2 separate regions of the Homo sapiens genome follow, and region 2 is linked to region 1. The links are chromatin contacts, found by Hi-C or POLR2A ChIA-PET in ENCODE. All regions are on one chromosome and are shown on one strand. The core of a region is the stretch at or near the end of the contact, and the rest is flanking DNA. Distances in the headings are between cores, read along the strand shown. Region 1 overlaps VMP1 (vacuole membrane protein 1). Region 2 overlaps CLTC (clathrin heavy chain).

Region 1 (7,553 bases), core at 358-2,857:
TCAGGAGGCCTCGGCCTCCCAAAGTGCTGGGATTACAGGCATGAGCCGCTGTGCTGGCCTGATTTTTAAGTTTTAGAACTCAGTGAGTCTTCAAACCAGTGCAGATCTGTCACTATAAAAAGCTGCCACCAGGCCCACTCACACCTGTAATCTTAGAACTTTGGGAGGCTGAGGCGGGATTGCTTGAGCCCAGAAGTTTGAGACCAGCCTGGACAACATGGTGAGACCCCATCTCTTGAAAAAAATTTAAAAATTAGCTACTGTGGCCCCAGCTACTCGGAAGGTTGAGGCAGGAAGATTGCTTGAGCCCGGGAGGTCAAGGCTGCAGTGAGTCGTGTTTGTGCCATTGCACTCTTGAGTGGGCAACAGAGCAAGATCCTGTTCCCAAAAAAAAGCTGCCACTGGGGCCAGGTGCAGTGCCACTCGCCTGTAGTTCCAGCTACTTGGGAGGCTGAGGCAAGAGACACAACCTCTTTAAAAAAAAAAAAAAAAGCTGCCACCAGTCTGTCATTTTCTATAAATGCAATCAGTTGATTTTTAACAGAGTTTTGTTTTGGCAACCAATCAGTTTTACCTAGTCCTTATAGACCACTCCTTTAGCTCTGGCCACATTCATCAGCACAAATGCCTGCTTTTCTCCTGCTGCTCAAGTCTGCCTTCTGAAATGAGGTTTTGTTCTCTAGAGCTTCTCTTTAATGTTAGCTTATTTCAAAGAGTAGCTGCTAATGATAAGGAAGTCTAACCTCCAATCTGATTCTTACAGAAAATAATGCTAAATCTCCAAAAGCTAGGGCAATTGCAGATTATTTTGTGATAAAATATGCTGTAAGGCAGTAGAAACAATGTACCTGATAAAATACACCTGGAGAAAGCATGGTCTTCCTTCTACACAGCCAGAAAGAAACCCATGGTGTCATGTGTTCATAATACCACTCTGCGTACAATGGACTAACTTAAGTACAAAAGAAGTTTTAATCATTTGAAAGGGCACAGATGTGAATGAAATTCAAGATGTTTTAATCCCAGATCCTGGGGTCAAATCACAACGAATTTTAGAAGGTGCCAGGGACTGTCAGTCCAAACTTGTATATATGAGAAAGCCCTAGATTTTCTAGTATAGTGTGTGATTTTCATCCTGAATTTATTTTATGTTGGGGTGCCATTCCAAGATCCTGGATGTAAAGAAACATGATTAGGGGGCTACCACATTTCAGATCCAAAGCAAGTAGAATACATCAGTTACCAGTTTTTTCTTATAGTATCAGCTTCAAAGATTCATATACTGAGCCAGGCACAGAGGCTTATGCCTGTAATCCCAGCATTTTGGGAGGTCAAGGCAGGCGGATCACTTAAGGTCAGGAGTTTGAGACCAGCCTGACCAACATGGTGAAACCCTGTCTCTACTAAAAATACAAAAACTAGCAGGGTGTAGTGGTGCCTACCTGTAATCCCAGCTACTCAGGGGGTTGAGGCAGGAGAATCGCTTGAAGCCGGGAGGTGAAGGTTGCAGTGAGCCGAGATTGCGCCACTGCACTCCATCGTGGGTGATAGAGCCAGACTCCGTCTCCAAAAACAAAACAAAACAAAACAAAAAGATTCATGTGTTCTATTCAGTTAAATGGTAAAGATAATAACACTTTCATTCCAGTCACACAGGATAACTAGATCCTTTTTTACTAGGTTAAATATGTGTTTATTTTCAGTTAGCACCTGTTCATTTACTTATTCTGGATTAATAAAGGGCTGAAAGGCTGTAGATATTAATGAGTCAGCATGATGGCCTTTGGCTTCTTCAGAAAGATTGCATGATAAACTCCCCCACCCTTTTCCGAGCAGTCTACCTTACTAGGAAAGGCAGTTTCATGTGGAGGGCAATCTGTCATTTTTGAATAAGGGCAAGAGTCTGAGGTCCATTCTGAGTCACTATGAATAGAGCTCTAGTATTGGTTGGTCCCCAGGGAAACTGGTGGTTAAATACTGTGAGAATCTTTATCAGACAGGAAATGACAACTCATTAAAATACTAGCCGTTAAGCCTGTTTAGATCACTGCCTAGGGGGTAGGAAGGAAAATTTAACTCTATAATGTTTGACTAAAATGTGCACATTTCTGAAGATGGAGAATTATTTACAAGACTGTTACCGAGAAAGGGAATTGCTAGGCTGTCTTGTTGCTGATCTTCTCCCACACCCTCTTTTCCTCTTTTGTACATATAACAGATCAGCTTGTAATGGGAGTAGGATAGGGAAGGGCTTTAATTTCATTCCTGAAAGTGTATCCTACTATTGCCTTAAATGTAAAATTCAGTCTCTTCAGCAGAAGAGGCGGTTGTTGGCTTCAGTTAGAACAGGATCATTTTCTATATAGGAGTCTACTCCTGTGCTCCTGGGCCAAATCTCAATTGATAGAACTCTCTGGGGTCAGAGGATAAATTTGATGTATTGATTTACATACAGTGGTCCTCATTCAATCAAGAAAATTCTAAAGATCCTGATATTCATTTAGAACATAATTAAATTTTATAACTCTGGGCACAGGTTTTCAGTCTCCTGAAGTTGGGCTATCCAGATTTGGTGGGGGCGGGGACAGGGGCTAGCTCTGTTGCCCAGGCTGGAGCAACATCTGCCTCCCAGGCCCAAGTGATCCTCCCACCTCCTGTCGCATGCCAGCATGCTCAGCCAATTTTTAAATTTTTTGTAGAGAGGAGGTCTCACTATATTGCCCAGGCTGGTCTTGAACTCATAGGCTCAAGTGATCCTCCCACCTTGGCCTCCCAAAGTGCTGGGATTACAGTGAGCCACCAAGCTGAGCACTCTTTTCTTTTTATAAGTACCCTGACCTGAATCTTCTCCTGAAAAATTTTTTTTTTCATTTATAAGCTTTCAGGGATCTGACTTATGACACCCTGAGATTCTTTAGACTTTGTGATTAATCATCAGAGGGAATACTAACCCAGCACAAACAATGAAATAAAGGTAAAAAACTGTTGTGCCCAGACTTTTTTCTAAGACAAAAGGCTTATTACTCTTTGTAAAGAGGCTATCGCCTCCTTACTAGAATTTATGTCAGAATGTTTTTCAGGAGGGTAAATATAACCTATATGCTCACATTAATGCTGAGATCCTCAAAAAAGTATTTGAGAAAGGAGCAGAGCCTATATTAAATAAAAAATTTACTTTATTAATGCTGGTAAAATATTCTTAGGCTTAGAGACTTCAACTGCTTAGACTTTAAGTATACACTCTGTAAATAGGGCTAAACAAGGTGAATCAATCTTTTTTGTTGGTGTTTTAAGAAACAGGTTCTCCCTCTGTAGCCCAGGCTGGAGTGTAGTGGTGTGATTTTAGATCACTACAGCCTCAACCTCCTAGGAGGGCTCAAGCAGTCCTCCCCACTCAGCCTCTTGAGTAACTAGGACTACAGGTGTGCACCACACCTGGTTAATTTTCTGTGTGGGTGTAGAGACAGGAGTCTTACTGTGTTGCCCAAGCTGATCTTGAACTCTTAGACTCAAGCAGTCCTCCCACCTCAGCCTCCCAAAGTGCTCGGATTACTGGCATGAGCCACCCTATCCTGCCTGGCCAGATTTCAGATCTTACTTATTTATTATCTATCTATCTAATCTATTGATTTATTGAGAGAGAGACAGGGTCTTGCTCTTTCACCAAGGGTGGAGTGCAGTGGTTCAATCCTAGCTTACTTTAACCTTGAACTCCTAGGCTCACAGGATCCTCCCATCTCAGCCTCTTGAATAGCTAGGACTACAGGCACTTGCCATCACACCCAGCTACTTTTTTAAACTTTTGTAGAGACAGGGTTCTCACTATGTTGCCCAGGCTGATCTCAAACTCTTGGCCTCAAGTCCTCCTGCCTCAGTCTCCCAAAGTGCTGGGATTACAAGCATGACCCATCACACCCAGCCTAAAATACAGATTTCTTGTCACATAAGTGATTTCCAGAAGCAGAGTAACATATATATTAAAAACCATAGAAAAATAATAGATTTTGTTTGCAATTTGGCAAGGGCTCTTGGCAGAATTTTGCCCAAATGTTATTTTGAATGGATTTTTTTTTTTTTTTTTTTTACAATATTTAAGCTTGCCAAGAAGTTTGTCTTAGGTCTGTTTAACAGATTCTAGGTATGTAAGCATGGGAAAATATTGTTCCCATGAAACCAATTTTGAGCTCTGAGTAGGTTTCAAGTCTGTGTTTTTTTCTTTAAATAAAAAAAAAAATTTTATTTGCATTCCTGAGTTTTTTTTTTAACAGAAGTTAACAATAACAAAAGTGTAAAAATTGCCACTAGCATCATTTGTTGGAAATGTGTTTGTTTGTTTCGGAGACAGGATCTCACTATTTTACCCAGGCTGGAATGCAGTGGCTATTCACAGGCGTGATTATAGCTCACTAAGCCTCCATCCCAACTCCTGGGCTCAAGAGAGCCTCCTGCTCAGCCTCCAGATTAGCTGGGACTACAGGCATGCGCCACCATGCCTGGTGGAAAAATTTTTTTTAATCTTACATTTGCTGTTATGTTTGTGCCAGGAATAAAAATATGAAGATACTACTACCCACTAAGATTTTTCTACCCACTGTGTTCAAGGTTCACAGCAAGGAAAAGCAAATGAGATCAACTTTTTTTTTTTTTTTTTTTTTTTTGTCACCTAGACTGGAGTGCAATCTCAGCTCATTGCAGCCTCCACTACCCAGGTTCAAGCAATTCTCATGCCTCAGCCTCCCGAGTAGCTGGGACTACAGGCACGTGCCATCACACCTGGCTAATTTTTTTATATTTTTAGTAGAGACAGGATTTCGCCATGTTGCCCAGGCTGGTCTCGAACTCCTGAGCCATGGTGCCCAACCTACTTCTTTTTTTGTTTTTCTAAGGCTTTCTCACCTAGAGCAAGTACCTACTTACATAGCTAGTTTAGGTATATTTTAGTCCTGCAGTTGACTGAAAAAATAGTTCTATGTCCATTTGTTCTCCTTCTACTTTATGTTCTTCTATGTCACAAAATTGTAGTTATTTGTTTTGTTTTGTTTTGTTTTGTTTTGTTTTGTTTTGAGACAGAGTCTCGCTCTGTCGCCCAGGCTGGAGTGCAGTGGCACAATCTCGGCTCACTGCACCCTTCGCCTCCCGGGTTCAAGCGATTCTCCTTCCTCAGCCTCCCGAGTAGCTGGGATTATGGGCGCCCACCACCGTGCCTGGCAATATTTTTTTTTTTTTTTTTTTTTGTATTTTTAGTAGAGACAGGGTTTCACCATGTTGGCTAGGCTGGTCTCGAACTCCTGACCTCAGGTGATCTGCCCACCTCGGCCTCCCAAAGTGCTGTGATTACAGGCATGAACCACCATGCCCGGCCGAAATGGTAATTCTTTGAATTTAATCAGAGCTTAAGGGCAAATTGGAGGACTTCCCCAACTTAACTATGGGATGAGATTAGCATCTTTAGCAAGGTGCACAGGGTTGCAAGAATGTAATGGCTTAGGGAGAATGGCATTTAGGGTATTTCCTAAACCAACTATAGAAAGCCTTTGAACTGTGTTGCAAATTATTACTCCCACCGTGTGTGCACTTTAAATTAATCTTAAGTGTCAGAATGGACTCTTGCTTCTGGTCTGCTGCTTGAGAATAACTTGACACATGAGATTTAGAGCTGGCATTATTGTTTGCCTTAAATGCATGTTAAGAGTGAGAGCTGTAATTTCTATTTTTATCTAGTCCGTTACTAAAATAGCTTTAGTGATAATTAAGCAAACTATAGTATAAGAGTACTTTGTTGAAGCTGAGGCATCAGTAGCCTAAGTCATTGTAGAGGTAGAGAAATGAAAAACAGAAGTAACTAAAATTTTGATGACAGTTTGGGAAACCAAGGTGGGAGGATCTTTTGAGGCCAGGAATTTGAGACCCACCTGGGCAACATAGTGAGACTCCATCTCTACAAAATATAAAAAGAAACATAATAATAATAATAAATAAAACTTTTAACCTCTTGTCTGTTTTCAACTGTTTTCCTAGTCTTTCATGGAAACCTCCATAGAGACACATAACAAATTGGTATATTAATCTCAGCATTATCCTCAAGATAAGTTATACATCATGTGAATACACATCATATGATGTACTCTATCAGCTAAAATGTATCTATCAGCTAAAGTGTATCTCTTTTTAAAATTATTATGGGTACATAAAGTGTATCTCTTAATGGACTTACAATGGTAAATTATTTACCTTTTCAAATTATTTTGAAGGGAATCTAGAATTATTATTTCCAGTCCCTTCCTCATTTCCCTAAACAACAAAAACATACTCTTTGTAACATTTGGGTCTTGGTTCTTAATTTTCTCTTAAATAATGGCTTGACTATGGCTATCCCTGGTAGATTTAAATGACAATTTACAGTACTGTTTTTTATTTTTGTTTTTGTTTTGTTTTGAGACGGAGTTTCCCTCTTTTTCCCCAGGCTGGAGGACAATGGCGCACTGCAACCTCCACCTCCCAGGTTCAAGCGATTCTCCTGCCTCAGCCCCCCGAGTAGCTGGGATTACAGGCGCCCGCCACCAAACCTGGCTTATTTTTTGTATTTTTAGTAGAGACGGGGTTTCACCATGTTGGCCAGGCTGGTCTCGAACTCCTGACCTCAAGTGATCCGCCTGCCTTAGCCTCCCAAAATGCTGGGATTACAGGCATGAACCACCGCACCCAGCCTTGTTTTTGTTTTTGTTTTTGTTTGAGATGGAGTCTCACTCTGTTGCCCAGGGTAGAGTGCAATGGCATGATCTCAGCTCACTGCAACCTCCGCCTCCCAGGTTCAAGCGGATCCTCCTGCCTCAGCCCCCACTAGTAGCTGAGATTACAGGCATGTGCCACCGTGCCTGGCTACTTTTGTTTTTTGGGGGGGTTTTTTGTTTTTTTGGTTTTTTTATTTTGAGACGGAGTCTAGCTTAGCTGCCCAGGCTGGAGTGGAGTGGTGCGATCTAGGCTCACTGCAACCACCATCTCCCGGGTTCAAGCGATTGTCCCATCTCAGCCTCCCAAGTAGCTGAGATTACAGACACCTGCCACCATGCCCAGCTAATTTTTTTTTTTTTTTTGAGACGGAGTCTTGCTGAGCTGCCCAGGCTGGAGTGGAGTGGTGCGATCTGGGCTCACTGCAACCACCATCTCCTGGGTTCAAGTGATTCTCCCATCTCAGCCTCTTGAGTAGCTGGGATTGCAGGCACTCTCCATCATGCCCGGCTAATTTTTGTATTTTAGTAGAGATGGAGTTTCACCATGTTGGCCAGGCTGGTCTTGAACTCCTGACCTCAGGTGATCCACCTGCCTCGGCCTCCCAAAGTGCTAGGATTACAGGTGTGAACCACCGAGGCTGGTCTAATTTTTGTCTTTTTGGTAGAGACAGGGTTTCGCCATGTTGGCCAGGCTGGTCTTGAACTCCTGACCTCAGGTGATCCACCTGCCTCGGCCTCCCAAAGTGCTAGGATTACAGGCGTGAACCACCATGGCTGGCCTAATTTTTGTCTTTTTGGTAGAGACAGGGTTTCACCATGTTG
Region 2 (6,544 bases), core at 3,359-5,858, 190 kb before region 1:
TGAGGTGGGAGGATCCCTTAAGCCCAGGAGTTGGAGACCAGACTGGGAAACAAAGTGCTGCCTATCTCTACAAAAAAAAAAAAAAAAAATTAGCTGGGCATGGTGGCGTATGGGTGGTACCATCTATTTGGAAGGCTAATCTATTATCAGTAGTTAAAAGAAATTCACACCCAGAGTTTCAGCCAACCTATGGACAGCTGAATTAAGCAGCCCAGGAGGTTGAAGCTGCAGTGACCCATGATTGTGCCACTGAATTCCACCCTGGGCCACAGAGCAAGACCCTGTATGAGAAAAAAAAGAATTGGAAGTCCTAAAGTGTAATTTCCTTTTCTCCTCACTTCCCCAACAAAAACAAACTTTAAAAAAAAAAAGGCATTTCATAGTGTCTGAGGCAGTTAAGCACCCAGAGACCACTAATCTAGTATCAGTAGTTGAAAGAAATTCACACCCAGAGTTTCAGCCAACCTATGGACAGCTGAATTAAGCAGATAATAAAATGCAAATGCAAAAAAGCTAACCTTGAGCTGGCTTAAAGTACTGATATGTTGTATGTATTAATAGTTAATATCAGTGAGCTCTGGGTTGCTTGATCCCAGGAGTTTAAGGATACAGTGAGCTGTGATCACATCACTGCACTCCAGCTTGGGTGACAGAGCAAGACCCTATCTCTTGCACTCCAGCTTGGGTGACAGAGCAAGACCCTGTCTCTTAAAAAAAAACAGAAGGCAATATCTGTTGAGCTGTTAGATGTCAGGCATTGTTCTTTGCATTCACATTAAATCTTCACACCTCTGAGATAGATACTGTCATCTCAAATGTTTCATATGAGAAAACATAAACACAGCCTGTGTTCTCTAGATCAGTGGTCCACAACCTTTTTGGCGGCACCAGGGACCAGTTTTGTGGAAGAAAATTTTTCCACCGGTTGGGGGTGGGAGTGGGGGTGGGATGGTCTCAGATGAAATTGTTTCACCTCAGATCACAAGGCATTCGTTAGATTCTCATAAGGAGTGAGCAACCTAGATCCCTCGCTTGCACAGTTCACAATAGGGTTCGCGTGCCTATGAGAATCTAATGCCGTGGCTGAAATGACAGGAGGTAGAGCTCAGGCGGTGATGACTGCTCATTGGCTGCTCACCTTCTTCTGTGTGGCCCAGTTGCTAACGGAATACTGGTCTGCGGCCTGTGGTTCGGGATCCCTGCTCTAGATTATGGGGAAGCCGAAGTACTATTTTCTCATTATAAAAACAGAATCCTACCTTTTACTCCCCACCTCCCCCTGTTAATAGAAGTTGGAATGGAGAAGGAAGGAGATGCATTTTAAAATCATTTGTAACATGTAACTCCAGGGTACTTCAGAGTTTTAAAGAATAAATAGGGAATAAATTTGTTTAATTGCCTTTTTAGATCCAGGTTTAGGTGTCAAGTCCTAAAGTAGTGCCACTTGCAGACCAAAATCGAATCTGGAAACCAAATGAGTTACAAAGTTTGGGTGCTTTTCTGTAAAAACAAGGAAGCAGTTTATTTGTATACTTTTGTGTCTTGTGCCATTCTGTTGGAAAAGGGCGGAGGAAATACATACTTTCATATGCTACAGGATAACTCTGAAATGCAAAAGTATCTCTAATTGCTTAGGGGAGAAGGGTATTACTGGAAAGACGGGGTGGGTGACTTTTCATAGTATAACCTTTTGTAAGATTTTAGTGCTTTACTGTATGCACGTGATAACTATTCAAAAAAACAAGCCCCTTTTTTTGGACCCAGTTTATTGACTCCATATTCTTATAACAGCAAAATAAAAATTCTTTTAAGTTAAAAAAAACTTTATCATAGGAATTTCCAAGCATATGTTAAAATAGGATATCTCCAGCTTCAACACTAATGGCATTTTGCAGATTGAGAGGATAATAAAATGTAGCTGTAGTTTGGATACATGTATCCAGATATATTACATGTATTTCAGATATGTCCTCTGAAAATACCTGCAAGTTTATAGAGAATGTTGTATATGTCCTTTGACTTTATCCATGCTTAGTTCCATAGTGTATAATTCAGTTTATGGCTGGGTACAGTGGTTCATACCTGTAATCCCAACACTGGGAGGTCGAGCTGGGAGGATTACTTGAGCCCAGGAGTTCGAGACCAGCCTGGGTAACATAGGGAGAACCTGTCTCTTAAAAAAAAAAAAAAATTAGCCAGGCATGGTGGCGCCTGTAGTCTCAGGTACTGAGGAGGCTGAGGTAGGAAGATCACTTGAGCCTGGGAGGTCGAGGCTGCAGTGGTACCACTGCACTCCAGCCTGGGCAACAGGGCAAGACCCTGTCTCAATAAATAAAGAATAAAAATACAATTCAGTTTCTGTGGTATAGCTTATATGCCATCACACCTTTATAACTGACTGAGAATACTTTATGGTTACTATGTGCTGTTTTGAAAATAAAACCTGTTTAAAAATATGTTGCATTTTAAAAGTTTTAATCTATATTGATATTACTAGACATAGTTATATAGTTTGGCCACCCTGTTACATGCTCCTACTGTAAGGGTATACCTAAACCAGACTTGCAGTTAATAAGAGTGACTTGTCCTATTATTGTGTGCTTTGGCATATTTCTCTTTTGAGTATATAACAGGAAAATATGGGAAGAATTGCTGAGTGTTCTAGACATTCTCACTCAAAAGGAACATCAGTAAGGAAAACAATCTTACCTACCTTATTTGAAGAGGTGGAAGCAAATTTAACCTTCTCTTAGCCAATACGGTCACTTGAAGTTCTTTTTTTTTTTTTTGCCAAAGTCTTGCTCTGTCACTCAGGCTGGAGTGCAGTAGGGCGGTCTTGGCTCACTGCAACCTCCGCCTCCCGGGTACAAGCGATTCTCCTGCCTCAGCCTCTGGAGTAGCTGGGACTACAGGCGTGTGCCACCATGGGCCCGGCTAATATTTTGTATTTTTAGTAGAAACGGGGTTTCACTGTGTTAGCCAGGATGATCTCGATCTCCTGACCTCGTGATCCACGCCCCCTTGGCCTCCCAAAGTGCTGGGATTACAGGCATGAGCCACCACGCCCAGCCGAAGTTCCTGTCTTTTTTTCCTCACAATTAGGAAGGCTATATAGGAAGGAGCAGGGTCCTGTTCAGTTGTGTAAATGACCACCACTTAAGTGTGCTTTTTTAATATGTTTAAACATGTGCCATTATTAAGAATTTGACACGGCTGGACGCCGTGGCTCATGCCTGTATTCCCAGCACTTTGGGAGGCCAAGGCGGACGGAACATGAGGTCAAGAGATCGAGACCATTCTGGCCAACGTGGTCAAACCCCATCTGTACTAAAAATACAAAAATTAGCTGGACGTGGTGGTGCACGCCTGTAGTCCCAGCTACTTGGGAGGCTGAGGCAGGAGAATTGCTTGAACTGGGGAGGTAGAGGTTGCAGTAAGCCGAGATCATGCCACTGCATTCCAGCCTGGTGACAGAGCGAGACTCGGTTTCAAAAAAAAAAACAAAAAACTTGCAACTTCAGAATTATGTTCATGTTTGCTGGTGTTTTAACTCAAACTGGGACATAAATCCTAGGGAAGTAACCCATATCACTGTTGTTCTAATAACTGCATTCGTAGTAGAATAACACTACATTCACTAGTAGAGGCTGAGGGAGAGAGGAAAAGAAGGAATTACAGGTTACAGGCTACTTTTCTGTTCTTGTCTAGACTGAGGCTGACTGACTTGTCTAGACTGAGGCTGAGGCAGGTGGACCATGAGGTCAGGAGATCGAGACCATCCTGGCCAACATGGTGAAACTCCATTTCTACTAAAATACAAAAAATTAGCCGGGCATGTTGGCGCACTCCTGTAGTCCCAGCTACTCGGGAGGCTGAGGCAGGAGAATCACTTGAACCTAGGAGGCAGAGGTTGTAGTGAGCTGAGATCGAGCCACTGTACTCCAGCCTGGCTGGCGACAGAGCAAGACTCCATCTCAAAAAAAAAAAAAAAAAAAAAAAAGAGTTTGTCACTTGCCTCCTGTTTAATTTTGCATTTTTTAAATAAAGTATATCTATTCCACATGGACTATTTTGATTAGTACCAATACATTCCTGAAGGAGATCAAAGATATATATGCATAGCTCTCTTGGTAGCATATGTTTAATGAGAAAGTAATATAAGGATTACATAGATTAGGGTTGCAGGCAGTTCTGTCACTTTAAAGCCAGATCTTTTATTTACCTTATTTTTTAAAGTTTTTGCAGAGATGGGGTCTCATTATGTTGCCCAGGCTGGTATCAAACTCCTGGGCTCAAGTGATCCTCTCATCTCAGCCTCCCAAAGTGCTGGGATTATAGGTGTGAACCAAGGTGCCAGGCCAAATCTTTGTTGTTTTTTTTTTTTTTTTTTTTTTTTACAAGTAAAATACCCTGAGGCTGAAGGTCATTGCTAACTGATGCAGCGTGTTTTTCTTACTGCTTTTTTTCTGGGGATCTAACAAGGAATTGGAAACACAGGTTTTTGACTTTCCTTTTTCCTCCTCATTGTTTTCTGATAGTGTTTTCTTAAAGTCATCTTCCACCTGCCTCTGAAGTTGAGAAGTAGGAAGGAATCTGTTAGAATCACTTGGGGTTCAGTTAGTAGTGTCTGTGGTTTGCTTCCTTTTGTGGTTTTGAATTTAATTTCACTATTTGACTAACACTATTTTTACTCCGACTTCCTCAAACACTGTGGGACTTAAGCTGTGACAGGTGAAACTCAGTGCCTTAGATGAAGGCTTGGTAGAGACTTAGAAACATAGAATTCTTACAGGGTAGCTTAGGATTCTTACAGCATAACTTACTGCTTTTAGGTATATAGCTCTATGAACTTTATGAGCCCACTGGAATGTTTTCTCCAATTATCGGAAAGGATAATTATCAATTAAACTTAAGGAGTCTAAGGACCCTCTACTCAGAAAAATAGATGTGAGATCCTGTCTCAAAAGAAAAGTTAAAGTCAGGAAGAAGTTAAAATTAATGGTTTATAAGGCTTTACTATAACTAAATACATTATAAGTTACATACTTTAAAGCTAGTGTATTTGCCTTGCATTACAGCATATACTTGAGCTTGTAAAGCAGGTTAATCTACTTTATTACGATGTTTGTATTAATGGTTAGAGAGTTGTTTGACTTCTTGCCCCTATATTCAGTGACTGAGTTACTGTAACTACACTTTATAACTGAGTTATAACATTAATAACTTAATACCAGTAGTAATTGAGATAGAAGAGTGAAGAGAAAGTAAAATGTAGCCTTGTAGTCTTATGTTATATCTTATTCAGAGCCTGGCCTGGTTATGTTTAAGCACTATTAGCAGAAGAGTTTCAGAAGAGAATTTAAATAAAATACAGTTAACTTGGCTGGTTTAGTCCATAAGATAATAGTGACAGTGGTGGTGTTTGTGGAGGAAAACTGTATTGCTAGAGGACAAGGGTGACAGAAAGACTTGATTTTTTTTTTTCCATGCTTTTTCTTTTCTGGGGTGTGTGTGTGTGTGTGTGTGTGTGTGTGTGTGTGTATTTTGTACCATGCGAATTTATTATATTACCTTTGGAGGAAAGGGGGATAAAACTAGTCTGGCCAAGGCTAATAAAATAAAGCCTCCATGTAGCTTCTTTTAGTAGGACTTAATCTGTTACAACATAGTTAGTCACCCAGAGTATTAATAACCCACTATGGTAGAGATTTCTTCCTAGTAACAAGTGACTTTTGTTCTTACATACTTAATTGGTTTGCAAAGACCTACCATCTTTAGATCCACTATATTTGTTTAGCAGATACTTTAGTATTTTCTGAGTACACAAAGCAAATCTAATTCCATTATTTTCCTTGTTAAAATCCTTAAGTAGCTCCCTTCGCCTGTAGAATAAACTCAGGATTCTTACTGAGGTATGTTTAGCTTGTTGGTCTGGCCCTTGCTCATTTCTCTAACCTTAATTGTGTACTCCCTCAATCCTATAGTGTTACAAAAGTACTTGTAGTTCCCTTAGCCAACCACACTTTTACGTCTCTGTGCTTTACCACATGCTCTTTCTGTTGAGAATTCTCTCGCCTGCCTCCTTTGAACACATTGCTTTAGCTGTGTAGCCTTTGACAAGATCCCTCTTACATATCTTTGTTTTGGCACTTTTTGCACAGAATTAGAACTTGTTTGCTCTTGCTATTCAAGTTCCTTTATTTAGATCAAGAATTCTGTGACATTTTAGATCTTTTTATGCTTGTAACTTAATTTTTCAGCTTCTTGAAGCGTGAACAAATAACTGCTACATGTTAAGGGGGGTGAGAGAGGACTGGTCCAATAGTTCCAAGGTCTTAAAATAAATCAAGAAACTCAATTACCTCAAATCCCTTGAACCATGCATGCTACCTTGCAGATGTTGCTCTTTCCTTTAACTTCATCTGTATTTGTTCTGCCTCTTATTTGAAACAGTTGAATGGCATGTTTGTTTGAAGAAGAGAAGGTCCAATACTTGGCTATTAATAGTCTCTCTTTAATTAACATAATGTAGATGTTATTGTGA

Evidence for each region. A loop is a pair of places that touch in the nucleus more often than their neighbours do. ChIA-PET counts read pairs that join two places held with the same protein, here RNA polymerase II (POLR2A). Pooled maps may share reads with other maps.
Region 2: a loop to region 1 is called in a pooled map, with 2.9 times the contacts of the local background. The contact joins two enhancer-like sites. A Hi-C loop is called at or near these places in 1 of 50 pooled maps. POLR2A ChIA-PET finds 5 or more read pairs at or near these places in 6 of 52 experiments (AG04450, CD4-positive, alpha-beta T cell, OCI-LY7 and 3 more).

The regions. Positions count from the first base shown.
Region 1 is chr17:59,827,549-59,835,101 of GRCh38, forward strand. All of the region lies in intron 10 of VMP1 (vacuole membrane protein 1), which reads left to right. Among named protein-coding and RNA genes, the nearest start is that of MIR21, 9.9 kb to the right of the region's middle. RefSeq lists enhancers at 2,231-2,420, 7,062-7,553. Within about 2 kb of position 1,608, at least 23 of the 41 ENCODE cell types and tissues checked have a DNase peak (open chromatin) inside an H3K27ac peak, as active enhancers do; they include OCI-LY7, where a contact is called at or near this core.
Region 2 is chr17:59,637,628-59,644,171 of GRCh38, forward strand. All of the region lies in intron 1 of CLTC (clathrin heavy chain), which reads left to right. Among named protein-coding and RNA genes, the nearest start is that of CLTC, 21 kb to the left of the region's middle. RefSeq lists a silencer at 4,635-4,714. Within about 2 kb of position 4,609, at least 6 of the 41 ENCODE cell types and tissues checked have a DNase peak (open chromatin) inside an H3K27ac peak, as active enhancers do; they include OCI-LY7, where a contact is called at or near this core.